Linked DNA regions of Homo sapiens: regions 1 and 2 are each linked to region 3. Evidence: chromatin loops called from intact Hi-C (ENCODE). Cell type or tissue: PC-9. All regions are shown on one strand. Links, peaks and the distances in the headings refer to the core of each region. The heading gives the core; the rest is flanking DNA. Region 1 overlaps PTCHD1-AS (PTCHD1 and PHEX antisense RNA). Region 2 overlaps PTCHD1-AS (PTCHD1 and PHEX antisense RNA). Region 3 overlaps PHEX (phosphate regulating endopeptidase X-linked).

Region 1 (6,679 bases), core at 737-5,736, 390 kb before region 3:
CAGTGTTTTGTAATTCTCATTGTGGAGATATTTTACCTCTCTGGTTAGCTGAATTGTTAAGTATTTTATTCTTTTTGTGGCAATTGTGAATGGGATTGTGTTCCTGATTTGTCTCTCGGGTTGGCTGTTGTTGGTGTATAGGAATGTTAGTGATTTTTGCACATCAATTTTGTATCCTGAAACTTCGCTGAAGTTGTTTATCAGTTCAAGGAGCTTTTGGGCCAAGACTGTGAAAACTTTTTAGATACAGAATCATGTTGTCTGCACACAGGGATGGTTTGACTTCCTCTCTTCCTGTTTCAATGATCTTTATTTCTTTCGCTTGCCTGATTGCTCTGGCCAGGACTTGCAATACTATGTTGAACAGGAATGGTGAGAAAGGGCATCCTTGTCTTTTGCTAGTTTTCAAGGGGAATACTTCCAGCTTTTGCCTGGTTAGTATGATGTTGGCTGTGGGTTTCTCCTAGATGGCTCTTATTATTTTGAGGTATATTCCTTCAATAACTAGTTTATTAAAAGTTTTTAACATGAAAGGATGTTGAATTTTACTGAAAGCCTTTTCTGCATCTATTGAGGTAATCATGTGGTTTTTATCTTTAGTTTGGTTTATGTGATGAATCACATTTATTGATTTGTGTGTGTTGAACCAGCCTTGCATCCCAGGATAAAGCCTACATCATTGTGGTGGATTAGCTTTTTGATGTGCTGCTGGATTCGGTTTACAAGTATTTTGTTGAGGATTTTTGCCTCTGTGTTCATCAAGGATGTTGGCCTGAAGTTTTCTCTTTTTTATTGTCTCTCTGACAGGTTTTGGTATCAGGATGATGCTGGAATCATAGAATGATTTGGGGAGGAGTCCCTCCTTATCAATTTTTTTGCAATAGTTTCAGTAGGAATGGTACTATCTCTTCGTATATCTGGTAGAATTTGGCTGTGAATCCTTCCGGTCCTGGGCATTTTTCGGTTGGTAGGCTGTTCATTACTGAATCAATTTTGGAACTTGCTATTGGTCTGTTCAGGGCTTCAGTTTCTTCTTGGTTCAGTCTTGGAAGGGTGTATGTGTCCAGGAATTTATCCATTTATTCTAGATTTTGTGGTTTGTGTGCATGGAGGCGTTGAGAGTAGTCTCTGATGGTTGTTTGTATTACTATGTGGTCAGTGGTAACATTCTCTTTGTCGTTTCTAATTGTGTTTATTTGGGTCTTCTCTCTTTTATCCCTTTAATAGTCTAGCTAGCAGTCTAGTCTATCAATTATATTAATATTTAAAAAAAAACAGCTCTTGGATTCCTTGATCTTTTGGATGGCTTTTTGTGTCTCGGTCTCCTTCAGTTCTGCTCTGATTTTGGTTATTTCTTGTCTTCTGCTAGATTTGGGGTTGGTTTGCTCTTGCTTCTCCAGTTCTTTTAGTTGTGATGTTAGGTTGTTAATTTGAGATCTTTCTAACTTGCCGATGGGGACATTTATTGAAAAATATGGAATGCTTCATGAATTTGTGTGTCATCCTTGCACAGGGATCATGCTAGTCTTCTCTGTATCATTCCAATTTTAGTATATATGCTGCTGAAGTGAGCATGGTATGGATTTTTCAAAGTGTATAATGAGTCACTATTAATTTTTATATTGAAGACAATATCATTATCATGCTCAAGATCATTTGTAGGGCTTTTATCCAGAGATGTGATGAAACAATGCTCCAAACTCTAGGACTCCTTATGCAGTGATAGGAGAAAAACAATGACCAAACACTTATGAAACATAGGTAGTTAGATTTCTTTGAATAAAATTACCATTTTTTAAATGTGAAACATGTCTTTAAGACTCCTGCATGTTAAGGTCAGCAGTGATTAATTTAGAAACTGTGAATGTTAATTGAAGGCACAGTTTCTTCTGGAACCTTTTAAACGTTTGACTCATGCTGGTTAATTAGAAGGGCAAAAATCACTCCATTGTGTAAATATAGGGAGAGCTTCTTTTCCCCACTAATGTGAATACATATTTGTTGGGTTGTATGAAAGGAGAGGAAGTAATTAGCCAGGTGAAATGGGTAAGGTGACAATGACTTTGAGATTTCAAATTATTTCCAATCTTAGGTTTTACTGAGCTGTGCCAGTATACCTGGTCCTAATCCAATAGAGAGTTAAAAACCAATGTTCTAATGCTTTAATAAGGTTGGAATTATACACCATGGTTTTGTATCCGTAGATAGGTAGCCAAAGCATTCTAAGATTTCCTCCTGCCATAATTTTTAATCTAACTAGTAAATTATATAATCTACAAAAGACTGCAATGGCCAAGTCTTGGAAGTATCAGTTACTCAGATGAAGCCATTTCTTTGTATTTATTGTTGGTTTGACCAAACCTAAAATTGAAGAATTTTTCGGAATTGTCCTTGCTTCTCTTTCAGATAGCCTTTATAAAATGGAAGACATTTATAGAGCATCTAAGATTTGGGATAAAGTTTTCACACCTTCTCCAAATCTTTCTCATGAGGTAGGTGCAACCTAAATAATCAAAGGGAAATAATATCAGGTTGAGAAATGTATAACATTAAATTATTACAGTGTTTGTGTATAAAGTGAGATACACTCACATAAGAGTTGTTACGCTTACATGGCAGACCCCTGGGGCCCTTCCTAGGAAAATTCACGGCAAATCACGGTAGTTCAGTATCCCTCCTCATCACTACCATCCTAAAGAGGTAAAATCTATTAAAATCAGCACTGAGGGCAATAGTGGCAGAGAGAAGGCTGAAAGAGATCATGGCTGTAATGCTATGGTAGTGGAGATCAGGGTGTGGTTATGAATTGATGAATTGTGTCTTCTTGCATCAGTGCTTTCTTCGTTCCTCTTTTCTCTTCTGTACACTCCCATCCTGAGTCACTGGAAGTCTTTGAATGCCTGGTTTCCGGAGGAGAAAATCATCTCATAGTGTCTCGATTTGTCATAACTAGACATAATGACTAAGAACCAATTTCAGTTTTCTAGCTTTTGTTTTTTGTTTGTTTTAATTCACAGTTATGTAGATATAGCCATTGAGTAGAAGTTATAGAGTCAACCCACTTCTATTTTGGATGTGTTTCCTCCTGATAAGTTGAGCATGAAATCTAAATCTCATGAATTTTGAGTAAGTTATTTTGAAGTCTATATACTGTTTAGAGTTTTGACCAAAATAGTTTGTTACAGTATGCTTTGTTTTACTTATTTAAGAGACTATATGGCCAAAATATAAATATACCTAAAACTATAATTTCTAAGTGCACCCATTAGGAAAAAAAGCATTTATCAAATATTTTCACATATATTTTAAAATCTCACTTGATACTAGAATAAAATTCCATGTATTTTATTCCCTCAATATGTCATTAAAGCAGAACATGCTGTGAGGAGGAAATAAAAAGAGTTAAGCACGTTTTCATTGTGGAGTTCCACTCTCTATGTATAGAACTCTATATGACGGTCATGGAAATTAAAATGAATTTGATGTTAGCAGTAATTAATTTGCTTATTCTAATAATATAATGAATTAACAGATTTTTGTTCTTATATCAAGTGGGAAATGATTTTATCGTTATGTAAATATAACAAAATGTAAAAATTTTAAGGAAGGACTGCATTTAATAATGATTTAGATAAAACAAGGGGGGTTTTTATTTGGTTTTGGGGGTAAAGATTTTTTTGTTTTGGGGTGTTTTTTGGTTTTTTTTTAGCATTTTAGGTTTGGGGGTACATGTGAAGGTTTGTTACATAGGAAAACTCATGTCATGGGGGTTTGTTATACAAATTATTTTATCACCCAGGGGTTAAGCCCAGTACCCGATAGTTACCTCTTCTGCTCCTCTCCCTCCTCCCTCCCTCCACTCTCAAGTAGACCCCCAGTGTCTGTTGTTTCCTTCTTTGTGTTCATAAGCTCTCATCATTTAGCTTCCACTTATAAGTGAGAACACGTAGTATTTGGTTTTCTTTTCCTGTATTAGTTTGCTGAGGATAATAGCATTCAGCTCCATCCATGTTCCTGCAAAAGACATGATCTCGTTCTTTTCTATGGCTGCACTGTTTGCTTTTTAATGTGGAAGGAAACTATTTTTTTGCCTGTCGAGTTCTGTTACATAGGTTCACAGGCTAAACACATCACCATCACAGTGAGTTGTGTACAAGCTGTGAGTAAAGGAAGGCACCAAATCTCTGTTCAATGTTCCTATTCCTCCCATGAGTTAGAGATGGAGGCATAAGAGTAGTCCTTGAGTAACGGAGAGGTTATGCTCCTCCGTTACTCCATCTAGGAGACCTTATGCTCTGAGAACCATACCACATTCATGTCTAGCCATCTATATATCTAGATTTTTAATGAATCATCTATGTGAGCAATAAGATAGAGGGCTGTAGTAAAGGATTCTTTCAGTCAATGTGAATAATTACACTGAAAGTATTTGCTTTGTCAAACATATTATTAATATATCATAAAAAGTTTTGGGCTAGGCACGGTGTCTCATGCCTGCAATCCTAGCACTATGGGAGGCCGAGGCGGGTGGATCACCTGAGGTCAGGTGTTCGAGACCAGCCTGGCCAACATGGTGAAACCCTGTCTCTACTAAAAACAAAAATTAGCCATGCGTGGTGGTGGGTGCTTGTAATCCCAGCTACTCGGGAGGCTGAGGCAGGATAATCTCTTGAACCCAGGAGGTGGAGGTTGCAGTGCACCGAGATCGCACCATTGCACTCCAGCCTGGGTGACAAGAGTGAAACTTCATCTCCAAAAAAAAAAGTTTTTGATAACATATGTGAATTTATAAGACCTGTCCGGGAAAATGTATGGTCATAAAAGGAAAAAGCATGTGCAATTATTGCTTAGTGTTTTTAGTGTTTCATGAGTAATGGAAAAATAACTGTACAAATATTAATGTGATCAAATGAAACACATTTAAGCAGATTTAAAAACCATAGCAAGTCATCTTTTTCATTAAATAACAGAAAAATTATGTCCTGACAGGGATCTCCAAACATTTTTCTACCCAAGTATTGTTTAACTTTATGTCATGTATGCTCAGTAGAATTCTTCAATTACACTCTAAATTTTCTAAGTGGGTTTCCCTTGGAATTTTATGGAAAAGGGGAAATATCTTTGGACTATTTTATTATTTCCAATAGAAAAATGCATATTTTAGCACTAATACTTTTTCCCCAGGAAAACTTCAGGTCCTGCGTAATAAAATATTGGGGAAAAATTGATGTGAGTTTATATAAAATACTAGGAAATCAAGATGGTGGGGCATAATTTAGGGGTTTTGAAATCCACATGGAGGAGTCAGTGTAGAGTCTCAAGTTGTGTCACAAAATGACGTTGTAATCCACAAAGCTAGTTGAAAATGATTATTTAGCTCATAGGCACACACAAAACTTCTCATTTGCCCTTCTGAATGACTGTGAGAACAAGCCCATGCTGCCCTCGGGACAGGAAAATGGTCCTGATTCTCATGGCAAAAAGGTATTGTGAACCTCTTTGGCACAGCTTTAAAGAGCACTCCCATTACCTTCTTAGTCTTCCAGGCAGGATCTTCTTTTCTCCCACCACCTCCTTAATTAAAGCAACTCTAAGTTTTCAAACTGTGCCTCCCACCAAGCTTTGGTTTAAAGGATTCTGACGACAAATATGTAAAACTATTAAACCAACTAATCACCAGCAGCTCATTCCCTTGCCTTCGTTTCTCCCAGAAATCTTTCCTCCATAAGGAAGTATTAACATATATATTTTTGACGAAGCATTGTATAAAGACATCCTTTTATTTCTTATTTAATTTTAATGTTGAAGTCTACACATCTTCAGAAGTGAATTGTAATATAAGTAAAAAATCTAAAAGATTGGAGATATTTTTACTAATTCAAGTGTGTTAGCCCACACAGATTATCCCTTTCTAAATGAGTATGTATGGGTGGGGAGGTAACTCATCTTTTCATCTTTCATATGTATTCATTTAAGTATTTCAGGTTCAAGCATAGCATAGCTATGAAAAACCAAGTCCTAATAATATTGTACATGGAAATTAAGCTTTAATATACCATATACTTTATAACTTTTACTAAGACTTTTACTTTCAAAATGTTTGGCCTATACTGTAAAGATAAAGACAAAGTGGAGAAAGTGGCAGAAAATTCAAATGGTGAGAAAGCATGAAACTTGTTAAGTGTTTATGAGTGTGCTTGGGTGTCTAAGGCAGAGGATTTGCATGAGGAAACAATAAGATATAATATTAGAAAGAGGGCTTAGAGCCAAATTGTGAAATCATTGACTGAAAATTAGAAAGACCTGAAAGGGTCATTTACTTACACCTTTTCTCTGATGCACAAACCTCCTCTCCAGCATCAGTAAGAAGCAGTCATCCAGTCTGTTACATATTTCCCATGTCATCCAACACATGACTTCAAAGGCAATCTATTTCATTGTTTGACAGCTCTAATAACTAAAACTTCCTTCTGTTAGAACTGTAACTCCCACCATTGCTTTTTGTTTTGGCTCTGGAATGCCAAATTTTTTTATCAATTATTTTGAATGTTAAAAATCATTAAAAATAACACTGTGATACACTTCTGTGTGATTTATGTCAAATTCCATAAGCTATAACAATTTGAATTCATTTTGCTTATTATCCAGAAGAGATGAATGTATTTCTTATTATGTGTCA
Region 2 (6,679 bases), core at 673-5,672, 230 kb before region 3:
AAAATAAGACCAGTTTTGGCTCTAGTGCAATTCATTTAAAATTGATTCAGCAAATGAGCAGTTTGCCAATTAGCTAAACTTATTGGTTTATTTAAAAATGTATTTCTAAGAGGACTGTATAGCTCAGGCCATTTTATATTGAATGTGATGATTTTAACAGCCTTTTGAAGACTTTTAAATTTTAGTTGAGTGGTTTTCATTTTGCCTTTAAAACAGCATTTTAAGCAAAGTATAATTGACTTTGCTCCATCAAGGGCAGGAGAGAGATGTCAAGCCTGCAAAAAGCACCCCTGGGCTGCCCACCTCAGAGAGGAGGCTGCTAAAGGGCAAAGAGTGAGGAGACTAAGGGACAAAAGAAGGGGATCGAGAAAGGATGAGGGGCAGAAAGCATGTCACTTTAGAATGAGTGACAGAGTGAGGAAAGGGCAAAAGTCAGAGAAAGGGAAAACTGGAGGGCGGGGGACCCAAAGGCCCCAGAACCAGGAAAGTTGTGGCTGTTCATAACCCTCCGTGTTTAAATGGATGGAAACCATAAGAAATCAGATAATGAAAATGCATAAATTTGCTGAATATGAGACATGCATTCCTAAAATATTTACAGAAAAATAAAGATATTGTCAAATGCCAAAATACAGACGGTAAATATGACAAGTAAGTGTGGAAATTAGGCATGAAATGTGAAAGCAACTTTTCTACAATTCAGGCTAGAGGCAAACATCGGATTAAAACTCAGATCCTCTGATTCTTAGACTACTGCCTTTTCTATTGTTTTATGTGCTTTTTAAGGTGAATAATGCCTGTCTGGACATTTACCTTTTTTGCTTTTAGACATTTCTCCCAAAGACAATACAAAGCAAAAGAAAACAGAATTACATTATCCAAGTTAATAAAGTGTGCTTTCAAATTACTAAATAAATAAATAGGCTAGAGCTTAAATTATCCTAGAAGAAGTTGCCCTTACAAAAATGAAGCCTTTCTAACACATTAATTTAGTCATCAGGTTTTGTAACACATTTGTTTAAACATGCCTCATTTTTAGAGGTTTTAGAGGTGTTTATGCTTTTTCTCATTCTTTGAAGAGTTTCCACAAATGAGACATGCAGCCATTTTATAAAAATGATAAATTGGCCTGTTAGAAGTAGCCCAGAATCCTATTCCTCATGTCTATTTCTCCTCTCACACTGTATCACTTCCTGGAAGTATTAATAGTTGTATTTCATTTTCCTATATAAATATTTAAGGACTGTAATTCTGCCCAGTTGACATTGGCAGTGCCTGTGCACGGAGATGTTTCATTATCTGCTCCTCATATCAACATAATCTTGTCAAACTTTGTTTCCAATAAATAGGGCAGGCTGTATTTGGAATATTTTAATAACCAAGCACAGTCATATTGCTTTCAATCATGGCCTGCTTACAAATCCCCAGCTAAGAGGTGCAGTTACATGGAACAATAACCCATGAGCAGTGTGCCAATATATTTTCATTAGTCAATGACACCCAGCTGCAGAGAGAAATTAGGTTGTGTCCTTTAAAACCCATCGTTCCCTTGTGGCAGAACCACAGCGGGCCAGATTGGCTTCACCAAACCCTCCTGCCATTGTTCATTGAATGCTCCAGCTGGGTTGTATTCATCATAAACCCTAAGTCTGCAATTTTTCAATTCCATATTAGGCTTGGATTCAAAGCCTATTGTTCTGATGTTACAGGGAAGGCACACGAGGAAAATGTCATTGAATCACTCTTGTTTAAAGCCCTTCTTCTCACCCTATTATTCTGGGTCGTTTGGAGAAATAATTTATCTATGGAAACTTTGGAAACAATGATTAATTTGGCATTACTTTGGATTTTTCCCTGGTCTTTTAAATTTTTAACAACACTCCAAGAGGGAAGTCATTTTTCAGATGTTCTAGATCAAAGTAACCCAAATGGGGACACTTGGAAGAAAACAAACACTTCAAATAGAAGCAACTTCTTCTTAACTTATATTTTTGTCTGTCTTACCACCAGTTTATTTTTCACTCTTTCCTCAATCATCTTAAAAGCTAAGATCTTGAAACCATTTTTTTTTTTCATAATAGATGAAATGCCATTTGGATTGTAAGTCACCAGCCCTCCATCTCCCCCTTCTCTTTTTCACCTGTCAACACTAGATTTAGGCCTTTTTCCCACCCCTACTCCACCCTACATTTTTCACATAAATGAAAGGAGGTAGTGCTGGTTAAATGGCCCATGCTGGAAGTGCATCTCTCCAGCACTGCCAGGTGTGATGGAAACCCCAGCCAGATGGGCATTCCAGTTTGTGAGGAGGAGGCTATTCTTAGGTACAGTTTCTACTGACACCATAAAGGCTGCAAAACCAGCCACAAATAACTCCCCAGACTTTTTGAGGATTTCTCTAGGCTGATGATGTCAGTACTTGTGGATTTGGAGCTTCTATAGTGGTGTTTCTCAACCCTGGCTGCACATTAGAACATCTGATTAAAAAAAAAAAAATACTCATGCTTGGGCCTCTCCCCCAGAGATTCTGATCTAGTTGTTCTGGGGTAAAACTTAAACATATATATATATACACATTTTTTTTTTTTTAACGGAGTCTCACTCTATTGCTAGGCTAGAGTGCAGTGGCGCAATCTTGGCTCACTGCAAGCTCTGCCTCCCGGGTTTACGCCATTCTCCCGCCTCATCCTCCCAAATAGCTGGGACTACAGGCGCCCGCCACCACGCCCGGCTGAGTTTTTTGTATTTTTAGTAGAGACGGGGTTTCACCATGTTGGCCAGGATGGTCTCGATCTCTTGACCTCATGATCTGCCCACCTCGGCTTCCCAAGGTGCTGGGATTACAGGCGTGAGCCACCGCGCCCGGCCAAACATGAGTATTTTTTTTTTCAAACTTCCTCACATGACTCCAGCACATAGCCAGGGCTGAGAAACACTGATCTGAGGCATTTGTGAAAACCATGACTAAACACAGCGAAGTCCTGTTCCCTTAATTTGCTTACTATTTTTAGATAATACTTTGACCAATGGTACGTGACTCTTGGAGGTCTCAGCAAAAAGAGATGAGAAACTGAGCTGCATACCTGGACAGGGTTCATATTGCACTGATGTTTCGTCATTGAGGTGCCTTTCCAACTTGGGTCATCCTGTGTGGATCAAATCCAAATATCTACAATGACTGGGAAAGTGAGTCAATGTGGGAGAAGTGCAGGGCACAAAAAGCAGCACAGAATGGTGAGTCATGAACCAGAGAGTGAACTTCCAGTCCAAAAGGGGGGCCACTGCTACTCAGACCCAGCCAGTTTTTGCCCTAAAAGAATGCCAACCCCATGTGGCCAAAGATCTTGAGTTTTTAAAGAAACTAAAAATCTAAATTTTTGTGTGAAATCTCCCAATTTTATAGCATTGGTTCACATTAAAAACTACTTGATGGGATAAACAAAGCATGTTGACATTGGCCTCAGGTCCTGGTCAGAAGGTAGCTAGTTTAGAACTTCTATAAGACAAAACATCAATGGGATGCATCATGATCTATCTTGGCTGGACACTCTGAGAAGGCAACAAAGGAGTCTTTCAGGGGAACCAAGCCACTAGGAGGGGGTCTAGGGAGAATGAAGCCAGCCCAGGAACACTGACTAGCCACTGGGCTTTCTTTAGGCTGAGCAAAAAACTCCAAAACAAAGAAACTAATATTCTATCTGAATGTTAAATCATTAATAGAAGCATAAAATGTTAGAGCTAAAAGAAAACCAAAAGAAATCGTTCAGTTCAATCTAGTTATTTTTAAAAGAATGAAAACCAAAAAAGTAAAGAAATTGAAGCTTCCAGAGGTAATGTGAACTTGCTCATGATGCAGCGAACAGATGCCAGGATTCTGAACTCCTCGTCCAATGTCTGTGTTGACATCATAGTGAAACCAGCCTTGACTCTGTAACTCAGGACACTTCTATACTCAAATGGCAAAAGTCATGGTTTAGATAATAAGAACAATGATAGGTAAGCTGAAGATGTCATATAATTTATATGGTGAAGGTTAAATGTCGATAATATTTTAAAATATTAGAGAAAATACTTTCAGACTGGGCTTGTGCTGCACATTGAGGAAAGAACCTCTTTGGCCTATAAAAAATATCAAATTCCTGCTATGAACTACACACTAGGCAAAGGGCTGTGGGTGAAAACAGAAATGGGTTCACTAGTTTACAGTCAAATGAAACAAAACCTATTCAGATCTTGTCACTCTCTGCTTAAAATGTTTCGATGGCTTCCCCAGTCTTTAGAACAAAAGCCAAGTAAATAAACATTTACCAAAAGAAGGTAGGCAAAAACAAAATAGACAGAGAGATGTTGGAGAGAAGACATTACAATTGTGATTACAGGTGTTCCTCACTTAATGGAAGAGATGGCCCCCTGAAATATATACTTTTCAAGCAAACTGTGTATTATGTTGACCCATACAAAGTTGCCAATATTTGACCACTTTTTAATACAAAAACAGCAGTTTAACAGGATTCAATCTAATACATATAATCTTAATGCAGATTATTGTCATGTATTCCCCTCTGGAGAATTCTACACTGTTAACCGCTTCTCCTCCTTCCTGAAATGGTCTTGATTGCTTCCAGGATGCCTTGCTTTTCTGACTTTGCCCCCTCATTTATTGGACATAGTTCTTCTACCTCCTTTGCTGGGCCTTTCTTCTCTACCAAAACTCTAAATGTTGAATTCTTGAGGCCTGTGTTCTGCTTCTCTTTTCCAAGCACTTGCCTATAGCTATTTTAAAAATGTTTATTTGCGGACAGTGCCCAAATTTACATCTCTAACCGGAATCTCCTTTCTAACCTCCAACCTGATGCATCTAATTGATAACTTGATATTTCCACTTGGCTATCTTCTCCTAGGTATCCCAACTGCATCATGCTCAAACTCAAGCCCTGGTCTTTTCTCAAATCTGCTCCCCCTTCCGTCCTCATTTCAAGAAATGCTACTTCTAGCTACCAAATTTTTCAAGCTAGAAAACTAGAAGTCATCCTCAATACCTTCCATCCTCTGACCAAGTTCTGATGGTTCTCTGTACAGGATACTTCTGAAATATATCTACTTCCTTCCTTTGTTAATGTTTCCACCACAGACTAAGACCCATCTGGCTGGAATACTGTAATATCTCCCTAATAGCACCCCTCCCATGCTTCTGACTTATTCTTCACATTACAGCTACATTGATTGTTTTATTCTTCTATTTACTTATTTAGTCCTCAAATGTGTTGAGGGCCTACTATGTACCAGACAGTGTGGCATCTATTGGAGATTAAATATTGGACATAAAGCCCTGATGAAGCTTAGGTGAAGCAAATACCAGATCATGACACTTTTCTTCTTGGAACCTTTTAGTGGCTTCTCATTCCACTTTGAAAAGAATCCAAACTCATTAACATTACCAAAAGGTCATATATGACATGGCCCCTGGCCACCTCTCCACCCTCGTCTCTTACTCTATCCTTCTCAGTCTCTACACTCCAGTCATGCTGACTCTCTGTTAGTTCATCAAATAAGCCAACATCTGTCCTGCATTTAGGTATTTCTTCATGATAATCTCTCTACCCAGAAAGTTCTTCTCCACCACTCACCTCATCATCCTCATCTCTCCTCTACTACCCCCTTTAAATAACACGACTTAAAGTCACTCATTTTTGTGAGAATGAAGTATTAGAAATGAGACTTGAAACCCTGGACCTGAAGTCAAGCACCTTAGGTTCATGTCCTAGGTCTGTGGGAGGTTGGTCATCAGTTGTCTCTTTGATAAGGGTGAACTGCATGCCCTACCAGGACTGAACATTAAGATTATCTATTCCAAACTTCTGTCTTAGTGATGAGAACATTGAGACCCAGAATTGTTAAACTAGTTTGCCATAGCACAATAAATAGCTTATAGGCCGAGCACGGTGGCTCACGCCTATAATTCTAGCACTTTGGGAGGCCGAGGTGGGTGGATCACGAGGTCAAGAGATAGAGACCATCCCGGCCAACATGGTGAAACGCTGTCTCTACTAAAAATACAAAAATTAGCTGGGCGTGGTTGCCTGCGCCTCTAATCCCAGCTACTCGGGAGGCTGAGGCAGGAGAATCACTGGAACCCGGGAGGCGGAGGTTGCAGTGAGCAGAGATCGCGTCACTGCATTCCAGCCGGGCGACAGAGTGAGACTCCGTCTCAAATAAATAAATAGATAGCTTATAGCTCTTCGGTTGGGCAAACTCTTTTTCTAACACTATGTGGAAGCTGTTGGCCTCTGGATTTGAACAAGTTGTTTTGTACTGAAGAGAAAAAGACAGGCATATTTAGCTACGATAGAAATCCAAAATGCGTACATTAGTAGGCGGGCAGAAAATAACAGTAAATGAAGACCTGAGTACAGGAAAACATGTTTTGTAAGGATATGAACATTCTGTATAGCAGATGGACAGATACCATTTATAAAATCATTCCCCTGGTCTATAAATCCTGATCCTTCTAATGTCATAGCATCTTCTTTAGTAAAGTGGTTTAATGACCAATAGAAGGAACAAAACTGCCATCTCTGTAGGAGACAGTAAAGCAGATGACCTGACATGAATACCTCAAACCAAGGAATTTGTCTAATTCATATCAAGCTATTATACTGAATTAAGAAAGGAAAACACG
Region 3 (5,000 bases), core at 1-5,000:
GGAAGCACTGGGAAAGCGTATACCCCCAGGGGCTGTGTCCTAGTTGGGAATCCCCCAGAAACAGACTCTAAGACAAGGATTCAAGTGCGAGCAGTTCATTTGGGCAGCAAAAGAAACACTGGTAGGAGAAAGAGGAAATATGTAGAGAAAGAAAGGCAGTCAGCAACGAGTATCTTAGCTAGTATAATAGCTCTAGCCCATTGGAAAAGCTCCCAGAGCCCATGTGGAACACGCACTAGAGGGATGAGGGAGCGGGGGCCACACACAGCAACTCCCATCAACTGTTGGGTGAGGACTTCTGAGGAAGGTGTGGTCATTCCCCGTCCTTTGGGCCCTCTTTATGAGTAGCAAAGCAGGCTGTAGCAGGGAGAGAATGCTCTTGGCCAAAATGCAGGAGGCTGCAGTTGGAAGTCAGGCAGGTGTGCTGTGAAGTGGTAAGGACAAGACAGGGGTTCCCAACCCTTTTCACGCAGCAGAATCACCAGGTAAAACACAAGGCACTGAGCCCTACTCCCAGAGCTCAGCAGGTGGGGATGTGAAAATTTGCATCTCTAATGAGTTCCCAGGGACCACTGCTGCTACTGGTCTGGAACCACACCTTGAGAACCACCAGGCTCCGGATATAAGCAGAGCCCTGACCGCATACCTGGGAGAAGTCCAGTACCTAGGCCTGGTAGAGCTTAGAGACAAAGCCAAAGAAGTGGGCTACACCTCTGTTTCGCCCTCTGCAAGAAAACTCTCACCACCTCACTCAAAGCCTGTGTGTGAGAGTCACATGCCAATAAATTTAGGACCATTCAGCCGACTTCTCTGCACCTGCTGTGGCCAAGGTTAAGGCCACTCCCTCAGAGCATCATTAGGATGCCACCTCCCTGTGAGTCCCATCCTGCTATTTTTCTTTGGATGTGACCTGACAAACTTAGGTCCCAGGGGCAAAGAGCACAAACAAACAAATAATTCCGAAGGGATCCAGCTTTTTGGCTATATAGTCAAATCCAGCTGGAGATAAGCCAAGCTCAGGAAGTTGCTCCTCCTGATCTGACGCTCTCCTGCCAGGTCTCAGTCAGAATCCTGATGTAGCGACCTTGAGATCCTCCTCTTCTACTCTGGCAAGGGCAAATCCTCCAGAAGACACCCCTAAAATCATTATTTTATCACCTGACACTCATTCAACAGCTGTGGTCACCAGAAAAATAACAGATGCCCTGTCCTTTGCTGCTTATTTACAATAAGAGCACATGCTTGCAGGGAACAGAGAATCCTAAACAAAAAGCGGTGCTTATTTCACGATACTAAATTTCCACTTGAAACCTACACCATCAGTTTCACAATACAAAAACTACTCGTGACCTCTTAAGAGATGAGCAGGAAAAGGCAGGGAGACAGAGAAAACAAATTTACCCTTCACGGGAGCAGAGGCATCCTCATTTATCTTTTACAGTGAACACCCCTAGCAAAGAGTACAACAAAGCCACATCCACACACTTCCATTTTGAGACGAGGTCATTGCTACAAAAGCCAAGGTATTAGGCCTCAGAACACTGCAGCTTTCTGTACCTGCCCGGTTCAGGAGGTCGGTCACTATGGAATGCTGAGGTTAACACTTCTTAGGAGGCTCTGTAATTAGCTGCGGTCCAGAGCTTCATGGTGAGGGAAAGAAAAGCTTCTCCCTTTCACAAATCAGAACATTTTTCCAGCTTTCCCAATGGGTTGCCAAGTGACTCAGCATTGGCCCAGTGTGGGCACTATTATTGATGAGAAATCTTCCGCCTGGGTGATACACTGCATACAACACATGCCCAAAGAACAGTGCCAAGTCATACCAGGAAGAGCAGGCGAGTTATTCACCTCCACTTCAAATGCAGGCAAATCCTTTCTTAATGCAGGGGCTACTCAGTATCAGAAAGACAAAACCCTAAGATAGTGGGAGATTTCCATCTAAGATTCAAGGAATTATTAGGCAAAGTCTCTCCTTTCTTGTTGACTATTAAAAGGCAATCAAATCGAGGACAGCAGAGAAAAAGGGCAAGAAATTTTTTTTTTTTCAAAAACAACGCCGGAGTAGAAAGCTGCATAAAAGCTTTCAACGCCGCTAGTGTTCTTTGTGAGTACCACGAGCTCCACCCAGAGGTCATTTTAAGAACTGCATGTTCATTTAATTTTGAGGGGAAAAAAAAAAAAAAAATTTACATCTTCTGGGGTCCAGGAAAGGACCCACTTCAAAGAACTGCTGAAATTGCTTCAACAACATCCATCTTTCTTGCATTTCGTTAAAGAAACTTCTCTGAACTCTGAAATGCAAGATACAGTCGGGGAACTTTGTGAGATCCAATTTGCCTTTGATATTTGTACCTGTCGTGGAACTAGCAGAGTTCCTGGCAGGTTGAACTCAGCTCAAAGAAAGCAGAGTGTTCAAAGAACGCTTTTAGAAGAAAAACTGACAGCTCTCATTGAAATAAAATAGAAGACTGGAGAGCAACTCGGGAGGCAAACAGGAACATGTCTAATATTAGAAGAACTGAGAATAGTCCTGCTTCAAGAAGGACCCATGGGCCACTTGCCGAGAAGGGCCAACTGTGAGGCACCCACTCCCTTATGCCACTCAGAAGAGCTCCCTGAGGCAACTGCAATCCACACTGCTCAAAGAACTGACTGCACTTCCCAGAACATTCCCCTGGCATCCAGCTATTCATAACACATTACCCCCAACACCTATACATACACACACACTCCACCCCACCCTCCACCCTGGTGGTCCTGTACTAATTCATGCAAGCACCTCTTCGGTTCATGTGGGGTCAGGCGAGGATAAAGAGCCCTTAATACACTAAGCGCTCAACTGCCCAGGGCAAGACACATCCTGTTCCACATACCACAAGCTAGCTCAGCAAATAAATGAAGCCTTCATAAAACAACAATATGTTGGTGTTGAAAGTTGTCTACCATCTGGAGAGTTTCCCATCACAGCCCATGTGCTCTTGCCTTCATCAGCCTGTGCCTTATGTGACTGAGGACAGCTTTGACAGATTTTTGAAGGGGAAACAAAAAATCAAACCTACTCTTTGTCTTCCTCCAACGCTGCCTTGCCACCCACCATCCCAGTTCTTCCTTCATTATAAACACTGAACAAACGCCTTTTCACATCTACTGACAAAAGTATCTATGGCAATGTTTATCCATCTCCAGTACCATGAGTTTAAAGCACTAGAAAATATCCTTGCTAAAACTCTACGTGTTCTCATTTCAACAAGGTTAAGCATTCCCAGAACGCTGAGGCAAAAATATTTGTGCTCAGTATGACTCAGTATGACTCCAGGCAGTGTTTCCCCAGACCTGCCTAGTGATAACAATCACCCGGAGACTGGCTAAAGTGACAGCTGTTCAGCCTGCATCCATGATCCATTAACCCAGGCCTTGCTGGGAAGGGGCCCAGAAAGCCAGAGCGTCCAGGCAACCCAGGTGATTGTTATACTCAGGAAGCTTTCAAAAATACCTCTAGATACAAGAAATGCTCAGCTGCAGAGAAGCATCCATCAAGAGTCTAGCAGGTATGCTCCACCCACTTGAATTCCAGCTCTATCAGAATCTCTGGAATTCAAAATGGATCCCATTCATTCATTCATTTATTCAGAGATGGAGTCTCGCTCTGTCACCCAGGCTGGAGTGCAGTGGCACGATCTCAACTCACTGCAACCTCCGCCTCCCAGGCTCAAGCGATTCTCCTGCCTCAGCCTCCCGAGTAGCTGGGACTACAGATGCATGCCACCACACCCGACTAATTTTTTTGTATTTTTAGCAGAGATGGGGTTTTGCCATGTTGGCCAGGCTGATCTCAAACTCCTGACCTCAAGTGATCCACCTGCCTCAGCCTCCCAAAGTCCTGGTATTACAGGCGTGAGCCACTGCACCCAGCCCGTTTTCTACTTTTAAACAGCATGGCTGTCAATACTTTTCTCCTTTGTTCCCTTATCGTGTCGCATAGTATCAGAAAATTTTACAAGGCCCAGCAAGTGTCCACTTCTATTAGGAAATACGTTTGTAGTCCTAAGCAATGGTAGAACACTGGTCTGCAGTTTATCAGTATACTATTTGGGTCATTTGTGCCAAATGATGGGTCGGGAAGGAGATATGCTTGGTTACAGGAAAGGATTTGCCCCAGGACATTTGCATGCATCATGCACAGAGCAGAAGGACATGTGGCCAATATGGGTTTTCTTCGTTTTGGTGTCTTAGGGGCTCTTGTTCCAGCTGCTCCCTGTGACTCCCCACTGCTCTGCATTCTGCCATATCCAGTGATGGTTTATGACACAATTCACCAGGCAGCAAGCCATGTGCCTCTTACAGACAGCAATTAGGAGAAAGGAAAGGCCGAATTACAAGGTATTTGAAAATGCAGTTCGAAAAATTCAGGTATTATTTTCTCTTACCTCCTGGTGAAACAAAAATCTATGTATTCATCCAAAAGCAGACAGCTAACTCTGGGGTCATTCAGAGTCAACAGTTCAGTCAATATAAAAACCAACTACACAGTCAATGTCAAGCATGAACATCCATTAAACCAGAAGTCTTATTTTTTTTTCATCAAAAGGAATCCTTACCTTTTCTTTGGCTTTCCTTTTCGTTCCTGCATCCATCCACTCATTTTCTTTCTCTAGCATGTCAATAAAGGCCCAGCGAACGCCCTCAACCAATTCCTCCATCTACAAGAAAATACCCAAAGAGGGAACGTCAAAGCCAAGAAGCTTCAGTCGAGGTTTTCTGGAACAAAATTGGCTTGCATGAGAAATGACTCTTTACTCAACATGGTAAGTAAGGGGTTCTTTCAGCTTGACTCCATGCTCTGGCAACACTTCTTTTTCCAGGAAAATTCCCTTTTTTCCACCACTAAAAGATAACTAACCAGGCCCAGCATGGTGGCTCATGCCTGTAATCCCAACAATTTGGGAGGCCAAGGCAGGTGGATCACTTGAGCCCAGGAGTTTGAGACCAGCGCGGACAAC

Evidence for each region. Peaks named below come from ENCODE experiments on the same cell type or tissue, not always from the same donor. Only the 100,000 strongest peaks of a DNase experiment are listed, where the experiment ranks them.
Region 1: it touches region 3 in a loop (4-fold over the local background); 5 of 110 quality-filtered maps call a loop at or near these places.
Region 2: it touches region 3 in a loop (14-fold over the local background); 3 of 110 quality-filtered maps call a loop at or near these places.

Annotation. Positions count from the first base shown.
Region 1 is chrX:22,522,731-22,529,409 of GRCh38, reverse strand. The region is part of intron 4 of PTCHD1-AS (PTCHD1 and PHEX antisense RNA); the gene reads left to right. It also overlaps the pseudogene RNU6-266P. Among named protein-coding and RNA genes, the nearest start is that of CBLL2, 250 kb to the right of the region's middle. RefSeq lists enhancers at 2,954-3,083, 2,012-3,211. In PC-9, for the core only: no CTCF peak of the experiment used is centred there; a DNase peak (open chromatin) is centred at 2,889; H3K27ac peaks cover 1,590 bases.
Region 2 is chrX:22,362,102-22,368,780 of GRCh38, reverse strand. All of the region lies in intron 5 of PTCHD1-AS (PTCHD1 and PHEX antisense RNA), which reads left to right. Among named protein-coding and RNA genes, the nearest start is that of CBLL2, 93 kb to the right of the region's middle. RefSeq lists an enhancer at 2,558-3,757. In PC-9, for the core only: no CTCF peak of the experiment used is centred there; a DNase peak (open chromatin) is centred at 3,090; H3K27ac peaks cover 2,764 bases.
Region 3 is chrX:22,133,223-22,138,222 of GRCh38, reverse strand. PHEX (phosphate regulating endopeptidase X-linked) reads right to left here. Exons shown (of 22, transcript NM_000444.6): 12 at 4,599-4,700. Among named protein-coding and RNA genes, the nearest start is that of PHEX-AS1, 37 kb to the left of the region's middle. In PC-9, for the core only: a CTCF peak has its summit at 2,136 (motif pointing left); DNase peaks (open chromatin) are centred at 1,742, 2,882 and 3,322; H3K4me3 peaks cover 2,084 bases; H3K27ac peaks cover 4,566 bases.